Regions from separate parts of the Homo sapiens genome. Here region 2 is linked to region 1. The links are chromatin loops, found by intact Hi-C in ENCODE. Cell type or tissue: mucosa of descending colon. All regions are shown on one strand. Each heading gives the region's core, and the rest is flanking DNA. Links, peaks and the distances in the headings are about the cores only.

The links. Hi-C counts contacts between places; a loop is a spot of excess contacts. Peaks named below come from ENCODE experiments on the same cell type or tissue, not always from the same donor. Only the 100,000 strongest peaks of a DNase experiment are listed, where the experiment ranks them.
Region 2: it touches region 1 in a loop (7-fold over the local background); 1 of 110 quality-filtered maps calls a loop at or near these places.

Annotation. Positions count from the first base shown.
Region 1 is chr2:236,074,718-236,084,343 of GRCh38, forward strand. The region is part of intron 16 of AGAP1 (ArfGAP with GTPase domain, ankyrin repeat and PH domain 1); the gene reads left to right. Among named protein-coding and RNA genes, the nearest start is that of GBX2-AS1, 88 kb to the right of the region's middle. RefSeq lists enhancers at 749-1,253, 8,076-8,575. In mucosa of descending colon, for the core only: no CTCF peak of the experiment used is centred there; DNase peaks (open chromatin) are centred at 3,474 and 3,754.
Region 2 is chr2:235,510,412-235,520,037 of GRCh38, forward strand. The region is part of intron 1 of AGAP1 (ArfGAP with GTPase domain, ankyrin repeat and PH domain 1); the gene reads left to right. TNRC17 (trinucleotide repeat containing 17) reads right to left here and starts at 7,510. Exons shown (of 1, transcript NR_146582.1): 1 at 3,329-7,510. In mucosa of descending colon, for the core only: CTCF peaks have their summits at 4,270 (motif pointing left) and 4,472; a DNase peak (open chromatin) is centred at 4,350.

The sequences.
Region 1 (9,626 bases), core at 2,204-6,203:
TACTTAAAAGTCTATAGAATTAACATAAAGGTTGAGTTCTCAGTGAAAGAAACCAGGCTGGGCATGGTGGCTCATGCCTGTAATTCCAGCAATTTGAGAGGCTGAAGCATGCGCATCAGTTGAGCTCATGAGTTCAAGACCAGCCTGGACCGCATGGCAAAACCCCATCTCTACAAAAAATACAGAAATTAGCCAGGCATGGTTGCACGCGTGTAGTCCTAGCTACTCAGGAGGCTGAGGTGGAAGGGTGGTTTGAGCCCGAGAGGTGGAGGTTGCAGTGAGCCAAGATCACTCCACTGCACTCCAGCTTAGACGATAGAGACAGACCTTCTCTCAAAAAGAAAAAAGCGAGACACAAAAGATCTATAAGTGATTGATTCGGTTTACATGGCGTCTCAGAAAAGGCCAGTCTGTAGAGATAGAAGGAGAAGCGGTTGCGTCGGTGTGGAAAGGAAAATTTCAGGTGGGCATGAGGAATCTTTCAGGGGTGGCAGAAACGTTCTAAACCAGATTCTGGTGATGGTTGCGCGCTGGGTTTTTTTTACTAGAAATCACTGAAGTGTATCCCTAAAAACAGGTAGATTTTATGATATGTAAATTATACCTTAATACAGCTGTTGGGGAAAAAAGAAGACTTGGTACTGCCCATCCCCACCCCCAAGGGCTCCCAGTTTATTAAGAAAACTAAGGAAAACATAAGACAGATGAATGGGGGATGAAGCCGCAAAGGGTCCCCGCTGCTGCCCCCTTGGACATCGTAATAGTGAACTGTGTTCTGGCCTTGGGTGAGGATCAAGGAAGCTGGGCCCAGATCTTTTTCCTTGGTTTTCAAAGCCTTCCAGGTAAATATGGGACCTGCCAGGGTCTTTCAGCACTGGAAATAGCCGACATGCCCCTCAGTGGCCTCCAGGGGAAGCCCCCCAGGAGCTTTGAGGAGCTGCTTTCTCCTCCGCTGCTTTGAGGAGCTTATAGCCCCTTCAAGCTCTTCCCAAACCTCACAGGCCTTTCTGCGTCCCTGACAGAGGTCTCAAGAGGAGCCTTTGACAAACAGCAGTGAGAGCTGATTGCTGCCCAGTGTCATCAAGATGCCGCCATTGATTCTAGCTTTGGAATCTGTGGCCAAATAGGTGACTCAATCTGAAATTTATTTGGAGAAGGCAGACAAACATTCAGAGGAAGCAGCAGAAGTTCCATTAGAGCAAACCTCCGCAGGGAGTGAGAGCAGGGGCCATGCTGCAGAGGAGGCCGGGGCAGCGTGGGTCACCCAGGCGGAGGCGGTGCCGCCCCCTCACATGGACCAGGGGTCTGGGGGCAGCTCTGCTCCTCACCAAGGCCCAAGACCCGTGCTGTCATAACAGTCCTCCTTCAGAGACACCCCTCAATCAGATCTAGGAATTGAAAGTCAGATTGGTTTCACAAGAGAATATTGTGGAGTTTTTTAAAGTCTTGAGGCGGGGCGCCGTGGCTCATGCCTGTAATCCCAGCACTTTGAGAGGCCAAAGTGGGTGGATCACTTGAGGTCAGGAGTTCGAGACCAGCCTGGCCAACATGGTGAACCCCCATCTACTACAAATACAAAAATTAGCCAGGCATGGTGGCATGAGCCCATAATCCCAGCTACTTGGGAGGCTGAGGCAGAATTGCTTGAACCCTGGAGGCAGAGGTTACAGTGAGTCGAGACCACACCATTGTACTCCAGCCTGGGTGACAGAGTGAGACTCCATCTCAAAAAAAAATAAAGTCTTGAGAATGTTCACTTCCTGACGGCTTTGCACATGGCCCATAACAAGCTGTCCTGACCTTCTCAGTGTGTGACCCAGGACACCGTGGAATCTGGGAAAGCCATGATTTCCACAGTATACTCCTAGAAATTTTAATCTCAGAGAATGATGATAGATGTTTCTGGAAAATGAGTTGTGTTTGAGAACTGGATTAAACAAAATTACAGAGGCTTCTTTGTGGCACTTAATAATTTCCCAAACCACTAAAGAGGGAAGCCCCAGCGCTATGAGCATACCTGGCAACAGACCACTTCCTAGAGAAATGCCTCCAGTGAGCCAGGGCTACATTTTGGGAAGTGACTGTATCCTACAGAGTAGAAAAATAGTCCCAGCACAGGGTCTCATGCCTGTAATCCCAGCACTTTGGGAGGCCAAGGTGGGCAGATTGCTTGAGCCTAGGAGTTCAAGACCAGCCAGGGCAACATGGCAAAACCCTGTCACTACAGAAAATACCCAAAAAAAAAAAGCCAGGCATGGTGGTGCATGTCTGTGTCCCAGCTACTCCAGAGGCTGAGGCGGGAGGATCGCTTGAGTCTGGGAGGAGGAGGTTGCAGTAAGCTATGATTGTGCCCCTGCACTCCAGCCTGGGCAACATAGTGAGACCCTGTCTCAAAGAAAAAAAGAGTAGAAAAAAAAAAAAAAAAATATATATATATATATATTCATATTCCAACCCCCGAGAGATAATCAGTTAATGTTTGACATATTACATGTAGTCTTCCTCTGCAACATTTGTGAAAAGAAACAGTGCTTTAAAGAATTTAAGAGCCTTTTTTGGGCTAAAACTATATCATGAACATCTTCTCATGTCCTTATGTATGTCTCTTTTTTTTTTTTTTTGAGACAGTTTCGCTCTGTTGCCCAGGCTGGAGTGCAGTGGCGCGATCTCAGCTCACTGCAACCTCCGCCTCCCATGTTCAAGTGATTGTCCTGCCTCAGCCTCCCGAGTAGCTGGGATTACAGGTGCGTGCCACCACGGCCAGCTAATTTTTGTATTTTTAGTAGAGACGGGGTTTCATCATATTGGTCAGGCTTGTCTCAAATTCCTAACCTCAGGTGATCCACCCACCTTGGCCTCCCAAAGTGCTGGGATTACAGGCATGAGCCACCACCCCCAGCCATGTATGTCTTTTAAAGCGTTATTTTTAGTGGTGTCACAATAATCCGTCCATGGTTGAGCCGTCATTACATAGTCATCCCCCTTGGACATGGGTTTGCAATGAAATATTGAAATACCGCTGGGTTGAGCACATTTGTGAATACAGCTTATGGGGCTTATGATTAATTCATTTCTAAGGATGAGTTTCTAGAAGGAGCCAAATGAGGTCAAAGGCTGTGGACTTTTTCAGGTATTGATCCAACATCACTGTGCTGCTCTCCAGAAGGGTGGTGCCCTCTGTGTACATCTGTTCTTTCTCACCTTGCGTCTCCCCTGGGTCACTGCCAGCCTCACAGCGATAGGGCTCTGCTTCAATTGGGTCTTTGCTCTGCTCACAGCCATGCTGTATCCATCAGGGTTCTCCAGAGAAACAACCAATTTGTGTGTGTGTGTGTGTGTGTGTGTGTGTGTGTGTGTAATCTGAAGTGTGTAGGGCAGGCCAGCTGGTGTGTGTGTGCATGTGTGTAATCTGAAGTGTGTAGGGCAGGCCAGCCGGGGGTGTGTGTGTGTGTGTGTGTATATGTATGTGTGTGTGTCACATCTGAAGTGTGTAGTGCAGGCCGGCGTTCTGGAAACTCGGGCAGAAGTTAATGCTGCATGCTTGATGTAGGATTTCATCATCACGAAACCTGTTTTTTGCTCTTTGGGCTCTCACCTGATGGGATGAGGCCCACCTGCTTTCTCAAGGATAATTGCCTTTGTTTGGAGTCCATGGACTATAAGTGACATCTACAAAAGGCCTTCACAGCAATGCATAGGTTGTGTGTGATGAAATCACTGGCCGCCGTGGCCTGGCCAGGTTGACATGTGAAACTGATCATGAGTCATCCTGCTATGACTTTAATTGCCTGGAGAATTCCTTCCCAGCAAAAGCCGCACGCTGCTTCTCCCAGAGGGGTGGGGTGCATTTTATTGGGCACTTTTGCCTTTGAAAACGTAATCTCCCTAGATAAGTATTACCACTGAACCACCTGCTGAGCAGCGTGCTAGCATTTCTTGACTCCAGATGGGTTTCACACACGTCTGTCCCCTACCTGGCTCCTGTGGCTGGGTGCTAGATGGGACCATGGGACCCAAGTCCACCCTCTGGCCCCTTCTCCCTGTAGGATTCCTAAGCTTGAGCCAGACTGGTCGTTCTGCCAGGTTGGTTGCCCACCCTCCTACCCCTGCAGCGGCCCCATCCCACGTGGTTAAGTGGGTGGCCACACCCACTGCCTTTCCTTTCTCACTTCCAGCTCTGTTCTTCATTCCAGCAGAAGGTCCAGCCTCACACAGTGACCCAGTGGGCTTGAACAGTGAGGTTCCAGTCCCGTCCCTTTAGCCTCATCCCTCATGGGGGAAGATACCTGATGCCGGGGCTGGGGTGTAGGAGGTGGTTGAAACAGCCTGATCTACACCCCTGCCTGGTGGGTTAGGGCTCCGATGCCACACCAGGCCTGGCATCTAGACAGAGAGTTCCACAGAGTCCCCTCTGCCTGCTATGTGCCAGGCACTGTACTAGCACCACACCTGCCCTCAGGAAACTCACAGCATGAAGGAGAGAGAGACACCAAAAATTGCTTGATACTGTGACCCATGCTGGCCAGGCACGGTGGCTTACACCTGTAATCCCAGCACTTTGGGAGGCCAAGCGGGAGAGTTTCTTGAGGCCAGGAGTTCGAGACCAGCCTAGGCAGCATAGTGAGACTCTGTCTCTACAAAAAAAGAAAATTTAAAAAAAAAAAAAAAAAAACAGGCATGGTGGCATGTGCCTGTGGTCCCAGCTACTCAGAAGGCTGAGTTGGGAGGATCGCTTGAGCCCAGGAATTTAAGGCTGCAGTGAGCTGTGATCGTGCCACTGCATTCCAGCCTGGGTGACAGAGACCTCGTCTCAAAAAAAAAAAATTATATATATATACACACACACACACACATACATACACACACACATATACATATACATACATACATATATATATAGTGATCCATGCAAAATCTGCAGCAGGGGTAGGCAGACAGGAGGAAGTGGGTTGCAGGGTCAAGGCAAGCCTCAGAGAAAAAAACCTGAGACTGAGTGGCCCTGACAGGCAGTTGGTGGGACAGGGAAGGGGGTGGTACAGACGGAGGGAACCCCCATGCAAAGGTATAAAAGAGGACCCCCCAATATGCTAACATGTATTCCACTGTTGCTGAAGACTAACACTCAAGGCACTGGTTACCAGGGAATGAGAACTTGTGTTGAGTTTGAGATTTTACTTACCTGGCAAGTTGGCCTTCCAGTTTCACGGAGCTGGTCTAAGATATGAGACTTCAGGGTCAGAGACAAAGAAAAATCCGTTATTCACAGCAATAGCAGTAGCCAGAGTATTAGCATTTGGGTCATTTCCCAGGTCCCAGTGCCCATAGCTGTGATGTAGTCAGGGCCCCATGGCATCCGCACACATCAAGGGCTGCATTGCAGGAGAGGAACCCTAAGCTTAGGAACCAAATCTTCTACAGTGGGCACAAAGCACATTTGCCCTGTGCTCTGGAGGGAGATGCTATCTCCATCATCCAAGGCTGTTTCCTGTGCATGTTCTTGGAAAGATAGTTGGGAAAAAAGGCAGGCAGAGCCTCTGCTGGAAAGACACAGGGAAAGGAGAGAGAAGAATTGTTACCCGGCAAAGATCAGACTGCCTCCTCCACCAAGTCTCTGGTCTAGATTCTGTGAGTCCAGAAACCTCCATCTCAGTCTAGGAGGGACAGCTAGGAGGAAATAAGGACGTCAGTTTGCAACCAGACAAGTTTAGAGGCCTGTGGAATTCCCAGGCCAAGGGAAGAGTTGTTACGGAGACTCTATGGCCAAGAGGGACAGATCACACTAGACATCAAGCTCAATGGATGCCACCAAGGGCAGCCACCTGCTGTATCTTGTACACGTTTCATCCATCCAGCTTTTAGCCTCTCAATCCTTCTCTTCCTAATAGGGTAGGTATAAGATTCCCATTGCTGCTGTAACAAATTACCACCCACTTAGTGGTTTAAAGTAACACGGAAGTATTCCATTACAGTTCTGGAGGTCAGAAGTCCAAGCTGGGTCTGCATGGTTTCATTCCTTCTAGAGGCTGTGAGAGAGTCCATGCCCCTGTCTGTTCCAGCTTCTAGAAGCTGCTACTCATCTTGGTGGCCTTGCATCCCCTCTGACCTGTTTCTGTCCTCACATCTTCTGACTCTGATTCTCCTATTTATATGACCCTCTTATAAGGACCCTTGTATATTGGGCCCACCTGGATAATCCAAGATACTCTCCCCTCTCAAGGGCCTTGTCTTAACCGTATCTGCAGTTAGGTTGCCATGTAAGGTCACATAGTCACAGGTCCTGGGGATTAGGACGTTGACATCTTTGGGAGCCATTTCCCTTCTACCACATTATTCTGACCTCTGTAGATACTGTGGCCCATGTCATCAAACCCCCATGACAGTCACAGCCCTGCCTATTTCTTTCCATCCAGACAGGTGGTGCCTGTGGGTACATCTCAGCGTAGGGTGCAGACAGAGTTGTCTGTTGGAAGGAAAACCACATCGAATCGGGAAGGGAGGGTCCTGGCTAGAGTAAGGACAGTGGGCAGGAGGCCGGGGTCCTGTCCTGCCACAACACTGACCACCTAGAACCTCAACTTTCTTCTTTAAAAATAAAAAGAGAGTAACTACACTTGCCATACTGACCCCCCAGGTTGTATGGAAGCTCAGTGGAGAAAATGGCCGGGGTGCGTGTCTGAACCGCGCTGCATTTGGACGGACACTTTGTGTGTCACATGTTAGTAGCTGCAGTGTGTCCTCCACCCGACTGAGAGTCTGTGTATCAAGATAGGGGTAAATCCTTTCTGACCACTTGCAGACAGAAGTCACGCCTCGTGGTCCAAAGCCACCAAGTCATTACTTTTCAAAGCTTTTCCAGTAGAGACACATGACTCCTTCCTTAAAACAACTTACAGTGAAAATATGTGGATGGTTGAAAAAGTAATGTTTCCAGTCTGCTGAAAGTTCTGTGGGTTTTTTTTTTTTTTTTGCAGGGCAATTATCTGTATAAAATACTTTTTTTCTTTTAAGTAGAATCCTATTGCTAATGAAACCATATTTTGAACATGAAAATTGTTACAAAGAAGAAAAAATGTCATTATCCAGAAAAGCTGCAATAGCTCATGCATTTGATGGTCTAAATAGAACATTTTTCTTCTCAGGGGGATGAAAGCGGTCCCCTCCTATTAGCCTATGAAATTATTTTAGAATTGGGTTTTAATCCCTGGAACGAGAAAGGGGGATGGAACCCTAACATAGGTTCCATGCATGGGAAGTCAAACCTGAAATTTAGAGACAGGAAATATAGCACGCCTAGTCACTAATCCAAAAGGAATGTGAAAAAAGAGTTGTTTTAATGTTGGAAAAAGGCAGCATGAAAGGTAAGGCTTCCTTCCTGCCGTTTCCTCTGGTGCCCTTTTCTTTCCCCCGATCACATTTGCTAGATGTCCATTTCTGTAAGTTTTCCCTCTAGAACAAACCTATCATTTTTCACCACGGGATATTTACAGCTTCAATCAGTGCCAAATTCAATTGGCTTCTGATCTCATCGCTGGAAGTTATAGATGCAGATATTATTTGCACTGCGGTTAATTATGGAGCAATCAAACCTTGGCTTTTCCACTGTAATTTCCTCTGCCAGCTAATTTAATTAATCACCCCCAGCTCAGCTCTTCCAGCTGCGACCAGCAGGGTCATTAATTAGGCATGTGGTGGGAGCTCACCCACCAGGTCCTGCTACGGGGCCGCTGCCCATTTGATCTCTCAGGGAGGGAGAGCTTTTCCTAAGCATCGATCCCCTCCAGAAAGGAAGATGGTTCCCAAAAGGCCTATCAGGGGCAAACAGCTCACCTGCAGTGGTGATTGGTTTACAAAATTCACCTAGTTAAAGAAAAGAGGGCCAGGTGCAACGGCTCACGCCTGTAATCCCAACACTTTGGGAGGCCAAGACGGGTGGATCACCTGAGGCCAGGAGTTTGAGACCAGCCTGGCCAACATGGCGAAACCCTGTCTCTACTAAAAATACAAAAATTAGCCTGGCGCGGTGGCAGGCACCTATGATCCCAGCTACTTGGGAGGCTGAGGCAGGAGAATTGCTTGAAACCTGGAGGTGGAGGTTGCAGTGAGCCGAGATTGCACCCATTGCACTCCAGCCTGGAGGACAAGAGCAAAACTCCATCAGCCGGGCACAATGGCTCACGCCTGTAATCCCAGCACTCTGGGAGGCCGAGGTGGCCGGATCACCTGAGGTCAGGAATTCAAGACCAGCCTGACCAACATGGAGAAACCCTGTCTCTACTAAAAATACAAAATTAGGCAGGCGTGGTGGTGCACGCCTGTAATCCCAGCTACTTAGGAGGCTGAGGCAGGAGAATCACTTGAACCTGGGAGGCATAGGTTGCAGTGAGCCGAGATCACGCCATTGCACTCCAGCCTAGGCAACGAGCGAAATTCCATCTCAAAAAAAAAGAAAAAGAAAAGAGGCCTCGCCTTCCATTTAGACTGGCTCATGAACTTGCCAAAGAAAGGGCTGTTGTCAGTCGCCGAGGCTTCGGTCTCAGGTTTTTCAGGTCAGTGTGTGCCTAATAATGCAGATGTCATGTGATGAGCTCGGTTTGTTGCAAGGAAGCGTCGTCCTCCTCACGGGCTCTTTACGTTGACATTGTGGCTTTGGAGGCTGATATTTTCTCTAAAGGAAAGATTAAAGGATTGTTTTCATTTTATTATAAGGAAGAGACATTTTTGGTATAAGCCCATCAAAGTTGGTGCCTAAATGCTGCAACTGATTCTTCTATTATTTTGAAGAGCCTGTTTATTTTCCAGCAGTTACCAGCTTAACTAAGACATTGTCACTGGAATTCCGTATAAATGTGTGCATGCTCACACCCATGCCTACATTAGAAAGAGAAGTACCCCAAATTTGGGAGGCTTTCTTATGATCATTCTTAAATAGTTTATTGTCTTATAATAATGTGGGCTTTTTTGTTTTACTTAATATATAGGAAGATTTTTTTTTAATACCTTAAAAATACTGCACATTAAGTCTGTTTTTTTACAGAAGGATAAATGGATGAACAGGTGTTTTAGGAGCCACAATAAACCATCGCAGAGCAAGGAGTGCCTCTTCTGAGATCCCATTCGATGCTCTGCCCTCAATTAAATGAATCCGAGATAAATGGGCATGTGCGTGTGTATGCACACACACGTGCACACATACACACACAGGCACACATATGCACACACCAAGGTTCTAGATGAGAAGGAACAGAGGGATCCAGCTCAGTAATTAAAGGAATAATAAGGACTCATTGTGTGGCAGGTGGAAGAAAAGGTGCAGGAGGAAGACTCACAAAGTCTGGAGGATTGGCGCTCTCTGTTCAGCCGGGCAGGAAGGCAGGAAGCACCCCTGTCATAAAACCCCTACAGCCTGTAAACACCAAAGTTCCCTCCTGTCTTGGAGTGGGGCTGGGAGGCCCCGGTGGGGAACAGCTGTAATGATGGTTCGCTTTAGTTGTGCCTTCCTGAAGGGCGGGGGGGGGTCTCTGCGGCCACCTTAAACTTAAACAAGTGTATTCAGTCTTGACGGCCAGCCCCGTGACCTGCCAGCATATTAACATTTAAATGCACAGTACATTCATTCATTTCATGCT
Region 2 (9,626 bases), core at 2,628-6,627, 560 kb before region 1:
TTGTATGGATTTACTACAGTGTTTTTATCCTGTGGATGGATATTGATGGAGTTGTTTCCAGTTCTTGGCTTTTACAAATAGAGGTGCTGTGAACATTCACGTGCAAGTCTTCATATGGGCACGTGCTTTCATTTCTCTTGGGTAGATACCTAGGAGTGGAGTGGCTGGGAGATGTGCTGGGTATATAATTAACTTTTATGTAAACTGCCTGCTGTTTTCCAAATTGGTTGATTTTACTCTCCCGCCGGCAGTGTGAGAGTGTCCACTTTGGGCTTAAGTTCAGCAGGCTTCTGGCAGTGATGGGATAGCAGCTGTCCTTAAGAAAGAGCATTTGCCCTCTGTGTCTCTTGGGCTGTGAAGTGTCTTGTACTGATGAGGGGGGTGGGAGGCTATAGGAGTGAGGCTGAGGAGGGAAAGGAGAAGCCTCAGAAAGAGGTGCAGACTGAAGACCACCTTAGAAGGTCGCAAAATCCAAGGGAGCAGAGCCAGTGTGCCTCTCCTTGTGACCTCTGGCCTCAGTTTCCCTGTCTGTAAATCCGGATGTTTGGCCAAGATCAGTTTTCAACAAGGTGCTGGGTGGGGGGGCGGGGGGCGGCGGTGTATGGCGTGCAAGCATTGTAGCCCCCAAGAGGACATTTGGCCATGTCTGGGGCAATTTTCGGTTTGTTACAACTTTGGGGTGTCATGGTTGTTACTGGCACGTGGCAGGTGGAGGTGAGGGATGCTGCCCAAGATCCCGCAATGCCTGGGGCAGCCCTGAGTCTTCGTCATCCCGAGACTGAGAGCCCCAGGTCAGATGAGCTCTGTGACCCCCTCAGCCTCTGATCCACACTCACCAAGGATTACTCTGGTGCACGATTCTGTTTCGGTGGGAGCTGGTGTAATTATCTAGAGGTGTGTCTACCTGTGTGCCCAGAGGGGCCCGCCCTCTCGGTGAGCAAGGACACCTGGTTCCCTGGGGTCTGAGCCAGGCCCTCAGGGAGGGGGGCAGCCAGGAGCCGCAGGGGGCTCAGCCAGCTCCTGGCCCTCAAGTGTTCTAGGAAACCGGCTTCTCTGTGGGGATGTGACTCTCCCTCACTCCTCCCATTGCCTGAGTAGGCAAATTCCACCTAGCTCTTTATGACTAACTGCCTGGCAGCCTGAGCTCAGGGCAGTTCCTAACGAACTTCTTTGATTATTAACCTATGCTGGGCCCAGGGAAATTACTCACTTGTTTTCTGGCCAAGAGAAAATCTCCTGGAAACTTCTATATATAAATCTTTTTGACAATTCCGCATTCAAGAGAGTTCCCCTGGCAGTTCTTCTATTTGTAGGGTGGGGAGAAAAACCCATGTAATTTCCCCAAACTGTGGATTTTGTTCCTATAGAACATGCTTGTGAGATTCAGTGTGCGTATTTGTGTGAGTGTGTGTGAATGTGTGTGTGAATGTATGAGTGTGGATGTGTGTGAATGTGTGTGTGTATGTGAATGTGTGTGAATGTGAGTGTGAATGAGTATGTGGATGTGTGTGAATGTGTGAATGTGTATGTGTGGGTGTGAATGTGTGTGTAAAGGTGATTGTGAGTGTGTGAATGCGTGTGTGAATGCGTGTGTGACTGTGTGAATGTGTGAGGTGTGAATGTGTGTGAATGGATGTGTGTGTGAATGCGTATGTGTGAATGTGAATGCGTGTGTGAATGTGTGTGTGTGTGAATGTGTGTGTGTGTGGTGATGGTCATTGTCCACATTGGTGGTCTTGTCACTCACTTCTTGATCTGTTGCTGCATCAGCAGAATGCTGGGCAGATGGCTGCATCTTGTTTGGGAGTTTGGGAGTTTTCTTTGAGTATCTGTTTTTTAACTTTCAGGGGAGAATACCAAGGTTGGGAAACACTGGTTTTGCTGACATAAGAATAAGAAAATTGGCCAGGTGCATTGGCTCACACCTGTGATCCCAACACTTTGGGAGACCGAAGTGGGAGGATTGCTTGAAGCTAGGAGTTCAAGACCAGCCTGGGTAACATAGGGAGACCCCCATCTCTACGAAAAAACAAAACACCCAGGTGTGTTGGTGCTGCCTATGGTCCCAGCTGCTCAGGAGGCTGAGGTGAGAGGATTGCTTGAGCCTAGGAGGTTGAGGCTGCAGTGAGCCATGATTGCACCACTACCCTCCAACCTGGGCAACAGAGTGAGACCCTATCATTAAAAATCAGTCAATCAATCAATCAGTCAATCCATGCGCGTCCTCCCCCATTCCTGCCTTGATTTCCCTGTTAGGATTTGCCATGGGGTGGGCAGCTGGGCAAAGGCATCTGAGCTGGAGGTAGGTGATAAGCTCCCTGGGCCTCCCACCCTGCCTGCCTCTGCTCAGTGGCTCCTGGGTCCCTCCTGACCATGTAACCTTTGCGCCAGCCAGAGAATCTGCCCTTTGCCTTCCTCTCCAGGAAGTTGTTGAGATACATGAGTGAAAATATTATTCTTTTAAGTGCTTTGGATGTTATAAAAAATACACTGTGCCATTAATGCTCGTGCAGGGCTCCCGGCCGGCCTAGGCCCTCTGCACTTGAGATTCCTCTGGCAGCATCTGTTTAGAACTGGGCACTCCTGGTTCTGGTCAAGTTTATCCTGACCAGTTCATTTCATGGCAGTTCTGGTCATTTTTGAGAAAATCTAGTTTGCACTTTCATTGGGCCCCTTTGTGTTTTCTAGTTCAGATGTGGCTTCTCTAGCTTTTTCTTGCTGCTAAATGGTCTTAAAGGTTTGAGATCAGTGTCTCAGACTTTAGCCTGCGTCAGGATCACCTCAGGTCACGTTTTAACTGAGGGTGGGTTAAAATGCAGATCACTGTGCCGGGCGCGGGTGGCTCATGCCTGTAATCCCAACACTTTGGGAGGCTGAGGCGGGCAGATTGCTTGAAGTCAGGAGTTAGAGACCAGCATGGCCAACATGGTGAAACCCCGTCTCTACTAAAAATACAAAAATTAGCCAGTAGTGGTGGCAGGCGCCTATAATCCCAGCTATTTGGGAGGTTGAGGCAGGAGAATCCCTTGAACCCAGGAGGCAGAGGTCGCAGCGAACTGAGATCGCGCCACTGTACTCCAGCCTGGGCGGCAGAGCAAGACTCCGTCTCAGAAAAAAAAAAAAAAAAAAAAAAAAAGAAATGCAGATCACTGGGCTCCACCCCCAGAAGTTCTGATTCAGTGGGTGGCGGGTGAGGCCTGGGAACTTCATGACGAGCCCCCTGGCAAGGCTGCTGCTGCCATTTTGGTGCCACACTTTGGGTACTATGGCTTTGGGCACTCCCAATCCAGGTGCCATGGCATGGGGAGCAGTGGGTGAACCAAATCCTGGAGCCTGGACTGTTCCATTGGGTGCATTTCTGGCTGGCAGATAGAGGACCACCCAGCTGTGCTTGATGGGGTCTAGAAGCATTGAAACTGGTTTGCCGTTATGATGTCCATGAGGTTGGAGTCCTTTCTTAGTTAAAAAATCTGAAGACCCAACAACACACAGCACCCCCACGCTGAACCCTCCCGAGAATGATTGAGCTCTTCCAAATAAAGGGCGATTTTGTAGCTTTTCAAGTTTTAACAGTTTGATAACTCCCAGGCTCCTGTTGAGATGCTTTGTGATGAGGTTGTGCGTTCCCCTGTATCTTTCCTGTGGGTGTTTATGTGTACAGAACACATGTATCTGTATTTACGTGACTGAGCACAGGCGATTTCCCCGAGTCTCACCTTGGTGTGTGCCAGTGCATGCGCGTGCGCGCGCGCACACACACACACACACACACATACCTCCTCTCAGAGAATGTTGATGTGGCAATTCATGTTTGACAGCTGGGTTAACCCATAAATAGATCCCAAAATATAAATTTACCCAGACCTCAACCTGCTTAAGCCTTTAAATAGCTCACTAGGGCTTTTAGAATGAAGTTGAAATTCCTTGGCCTCACCCTTAAGCCTTTTTAGAAGGAGTCATGGAGGAAGTAAAGAAATGGAAATGGAGTTGCCTCGCTGGGCTCCCAGGCCCTTTGCCGTGGCCCTGCCTGCTCTCCAGCCTGGTCTCACCCCACCTGTGGCACCTTCGCTGTGGAGGATACCGTCAGCCAGGCTCACAGTTCCTGGCAGGCCACTTCCTCTGTCTGGGGCCCTGCCTGGGGGTTTGGATCACCTGAGTCCTGCCCCTTGGCAAGCCTCTTTTAACCCACCTGATGCCTTCACAACCCAGCTCAGGAGTCCTGCTTCCCCAAGGCCATTCCGATGGCTCCTGCTGGCGATTCCAGGGCCTGCCACCTGGTGGCCTGTGCACTTTGCTGTGACGTGGGCTGCACGTCTCTCCCCAGCATGGGCTCAAGGTGCTCAGGAACCAAACCCCGGTGTCTCATCCAGGACTGGACACGTGGTGAGAGCTCCATGGAGCTTAACTGCATGAGGGAGGCGGGATGGACTCTGGCTTGTAGGGCACAGTCTGTGTAGCAACAAGGAACATACCTGGTGTTTAGATCAGATGTTCAATGACTCATGTCCCAGAGAAGGGGCCTGCAGCCGTATTGGTCAGTTGGGGAGCTTGTATACTCAGGCCATTGAGGTTGCCATGGCCACCATTTTGGGAATCTTTTCTTTGGGAGTTGCCATCAGAATTTAGGGCATTAAAAAAGTCCTTAAATTTAGGTAATGTTTGCCTTAAGCAGATGGTCTTTGCCTTTTAGAACTGTCAGAACTTGTTTACCCTTCAAGCTGGGCACTGTGGTAAGTTGACTCTTTGGGTCCTTGGTTGGAAACATGAGAATCCCATTCTGGCTGACTCAAGCAGACATGGATTTTATTCGAAGGATGTGGGGGTGGCTTTGAGCATAGAGGCGTTGGGATGGACTGAACCATGGGCCCAGGGGACAGGCACAGGCTGCCTGTGTATTTAGGGCACTGCTTGGGTTGCCTGGAGAGTGGTTTATTGGCCCAGATTCTGCCACTTCTTGGCCAGGGGAGGCCTTTCATGGACAGCCTCATCAGAGTGGCAGCAGAGAGAAGAGCAGGGCAGGTCCTCAAAGGAACACTGAAAAGGTTCTCTGAAAGACAGGGGCGTAGATACTGAGCTGGCAATAACAGCGCTGATCCACTGGAATGGGGAAGGGCCTCGAGCTGTTCTGTCAACACGGAGTTGTTTGTCAGGCGTCATGGGTATCATTTTGTGCATCTGCCCTTGTTCAGTGTTTCCTTGTAATTTTGCGGAAAAAAGTCTGCTTAGTGTTGAACCAGACATTCTGCAGCCTTTAAAAGAGAATGGAAATGGAGAGATTGTAATGTGTTCATTGGTGACTTTTGACACGGATGCTAACCTGTAAGATGTGCAGATATATCATGTGCAAACTGTTAAGATGCTGTCAACATTTTGAATGACTTCTTGCAAATAGTAAGGAAATTAAACACGCACAGAGCTGGGCAAATGCTAGAGGATGGTGTTGCCTTTTGCATCTTGGTGGGAAAGAGATATTTAAGGGGGTGAGGGGAGCTCAGCAACAGCGACTTAAGGGCCTGCTAGGAGCGGGGAGAAGTTGGTTGCTGGGGTGTGCGGCCTCTGTAGCCCAGTCCTCCGAGTATCGTGACAGGTGGCTGGGTGCCTCAGTGCTCAGGTATGGGCTCCTGTTCCTGCCGCATGGGCTCCTCTGCTGCTGCTGCTGCTGCTGCTGCTGCTGCTGCTGCTGGCCCGCCAGTTCCCATGGACTCTCCCTCACCTGTGCTTCCTTCTGCTCCCCGACTTCATGGTTGGAACGTGCTGTCTTCCCATCCCTCTGGGCACGTGGCTCCTCTTTTACATGCATGCCTGGCGAATAGTATATCCCCAGTAAATGCTTGCAGAATGAATGTCTTTCCTGAATGTTCTGCTCTGCTCCCCAGCCCCCAGAAATAAAACAGAAATGCTGTACTCCTTCCCTGTCTCAGGCCCAGGAGCATTATTATTATTTTTTTTAAATCTCTTGTGGCACTTTTCTACTTTCTCCTCCACAGTACAGCTGCTTGTTGAGAGGCAGTATATGTCATGTCTAAGAAGAGTCCTCAAGTGAAGTCTGGTGCAGCTTCTTTCTAGCTGTGTGCTTTCAGGAAAGCCTTTTGAATTTGGAGCCTCTGTTTCCTCTAGCTTTACTCCAAAGGAAACAAGTGTAAGTGCTTGGCACCTGCAGCCTGAGCGTAGTTCATGCCGCCCGTATTCCTGGCCAGCCTCCGTTCTCTGGGACCCGGCAGGAATGTGTTTGTCGCCTCTGGCCCTGTGCACCCTGGCTTCCCATCATACCTGGAGACCCTGGGACAAATGCCTGTGGAGTGGATGAGTGAGTGCATGCGGGTCCACTCAGCTCCCCGGCAGGCTTCAGAATCTTCCCTGTATTCTGGAAGTAAGTGGCGTCGCTGCCCAGTTTAGGAGAGTGCCATGTGGGACTCTGTTCCATCAGCTGGGTTGGTGCAGTGGGACTGAACTTTCTTCTTTGGTTGCCCTCTGCAAACAGCCATGCAGATGTTATTGATGGGCAGTTGCAGGTAGAAGCATTTTTGGCCCTACAGGGTAGATCTGCCAGCATGGCAGGCTGATCAGCCACGGGTGCCACGTGGCTCTGGAGGGGCTTGGCGCCTACGTTAGTCAGCTCGGGCTGCCACGACAAAATACCACAGACTGGGAGGCCCAAACGTATTTTCTCACAGTTCTGGAGGTTGAGAGTCCATGATCAAGGCACTGGCAGGTTTGGCTTCTTCCCATTCTGTGCCTCACCTGGTCTTTTCCGTGTGTGTGGTCTTCAGTGTTTTTCCGTTCTCAGGAGGACACCAGTCTTGTTGGATGAGGGTCCCACCCTTAAGCTGCCATATTACCATGATTGCCTCCTTAAAGACCTTATCTCCAGCGACAGTCACCTTGGGGTGTGAGCCTCTGCAGAGGAATTTGGGGGATACTGCGCAGTCCGTACAGCATCCCTCCCTCCCTGGTGGTTTCTGAGGATTTGTCACTGATGTAGTAGCATCACGAGTGTTTCGTCACTTAACCCAGAGCAGGGCTTTGACGACATAGCTGTGCCCAACGTAGATCTTTATGGTAATTTTATTTTAATTGAGGTCGCAGGGACTAATTTTTACTGGAAAGAAGTAGCAGCCATGAGGCAGGAGATCCTCTTTACTTTGTAAAAAAATGTAAAAGAACTTGTTTAGATCAAAGTCATGTTTTTAAAATATAAACTAGATTATGAAAAAAATTAAAACTTGATTTAAAAAGAAGCCTGGGCCAGATGCAGTGGCTCACACCTGTAATCCCAGCACTCTGGGAGGCCGAGGCAGACAGATCACTTGAGGTCAGGAGTTCGAGACCAGCCTGGCCAACATGGTGAAACCCCGTTTCTACTAAAAATACAAAAATTAGTCAGACATGGTGGCGTGTGCCTGTAACCCCAGCTACACGGGAGGCTGAGGCAGGAGAATCTCTTGAACCCGGGAAGTGTTGGAGTGAGCCAAGATTGTGCCTCTGCACTCCAGCCTGGGTGACAGAGTGAGACTCCGTTTCAAAAAAAAAAAAAAAGAAAAAAAAAAGGTAGAACTCATAGTTGCCATTGAGGTCTGAGTCCCGGCTTGCCTCAGTTGGGGTTCTTGCCCCCATTTGCAGGTGAGAGGTGGAAGCTCAGGCAGGCCCAGCCTCCGAAGGTGCAGCGCAGGGACCCTAACCTGAGAGCTGGAAATGCTTTCTTAGAGAAAGTGCATAAGGGCTGTGCCCATCTCTCCTTTGCCCGAAGACGACTGTTCTGCTGCATTGGTTTCACTGTGTTGTTTCTGTAACTCTGGTGTTTAATCCACGTGAAGACAGTGGAGCTGTTTACACTGTTTGATTGATTGGATGCTTATCAGGAATCTCAAAACCCAGCTTTGGGCAACCAGATGCCTTTGACTTCTCTTTCTCCTCCACTGACAGTGATCTCTGAATGCTTTTATAAAGGTTTTTCATAAAGAATATAAAAAGTGACAGAAATAAAATTGGCAATCAACCAAATTCCTTACCTCTCAAATTGCCTCTTCTGAGACTTTTTGTGATGATGCGTGTGCCCCACCCTGCAATTGGTTTCATAGAAATTCCTTGGATTTCCTCTGTTTCTGACAAAGAGCCAGGGCGGAAGCTGCAGGTCACTGGGTGCCAGCTGTTTCCCACCGTCAGCCTTGGGAGGGGCACGGAGCTTTGCAAATGTCTCTTCAGCTGGTGTTTTCTGCCATAGGACAAAGAGAAAGGAGAGTGACATGGTGTTTTGAATATTTTAGTAAGAAAACAGTCTCCACCTGCACACAAACAAAAAAAATTAATGCTTGGATATAACTTTTTTAATCCTCAAAGTAATAATAACTTTCTATCTCATAAGCCAGAGGGATGGTGGCATAGCTAACAGCAGCTGCATGTCCTCAGGTTAAACTTCACATCTTGACTGGCAGGCTTGCCTCGCGGGTGCACTTCGTGAATGCCCGCTGCTCCTGCAGCGGAAGAGTCTCCTGTCCTTGGGCCTCAGTGGCAGGGGCAGCAACAGGAGGCTGCGGCCAGTTGGCTTCACACTGTTTGGGAACAGCAGAAGGGTCAGAGCAGACCTCAACATTATCTGAAACGAGTACTATTCACAACAGCAATTTGCAGGTTATGTGACAAGAATCATATCATTTGGTGTGTGTGTATGTGTTTATTTATGAGACAGGGTCTCACTCTGTTGCCCAGGGTGGAGTACAGTGCCACAATCGTAGCTCACCATAACCTCAAACTCCTGGGCTCAAGCAATCCTCCCACCTCAGCCTCCCAGGTAGCTAGGACTACAGGCGCACACCACCACACCTGGCTAATTCTTTATTATTTTTGTAGAGACAGGCAGGGTCTTGCTGTGTTGCCCAGGCTGGTCTTGAATGCCTCAAGTGATCCTCCCACTATGGCCTCCCGAGTTGCTGGGGTTACAGTCATGAGCCACCGCACATGGCCCTAGTTTATATTTATTAATTGGTTTAATCCTCCCAGGAATTTGAAGATATAATTCCTGATATATAGGTGTCAGAATTTGAGACTAAGAGTATTGAGTGATAATTCATTTCTCACCTCTCTGGAAGAAGGTGTAATAAGCATAGAAAATACAGAATTTTCTATATACTGATATAACACATATTTTCTTGTGTGTATGTGTATATGTGTTGTGTGTGCATAGTGAACAAAGGCAGAAGAAACATTTAGGCTTGAATTTTTTGAGCTAAGTATTATTTTCTAGAGCTTACCAAAAAATCCAAACACACATATATGTATGTAGAATAAGCGTAATGATCTCCTGTGTACCCTCAACCAGCTTCAGTAATTAGTTCATCCTGTATATACCCTGCCACCTACCAATATTATTATTATCATTATTTATTTTTTTGAGACGGAGTCTTGCTCTTGTGGCCCAGGCTCGAGTGCAATGGCATGATCTCAGTTCACTGCAACCTCCACCTCCTGGGTTCAAGCGATTCTCCTGCCTCAGCCTCCTGAGTAGCTGGGATTACAGGTGCCCACCACCACACCTGGCTAATTTTTTTGTATTTTTAATAGGGATGGGGTTTCACCATGTCCAGGCTGGTTTCGAACTACTGACCTCAGGTGATTCGCCTGCCTCGGCC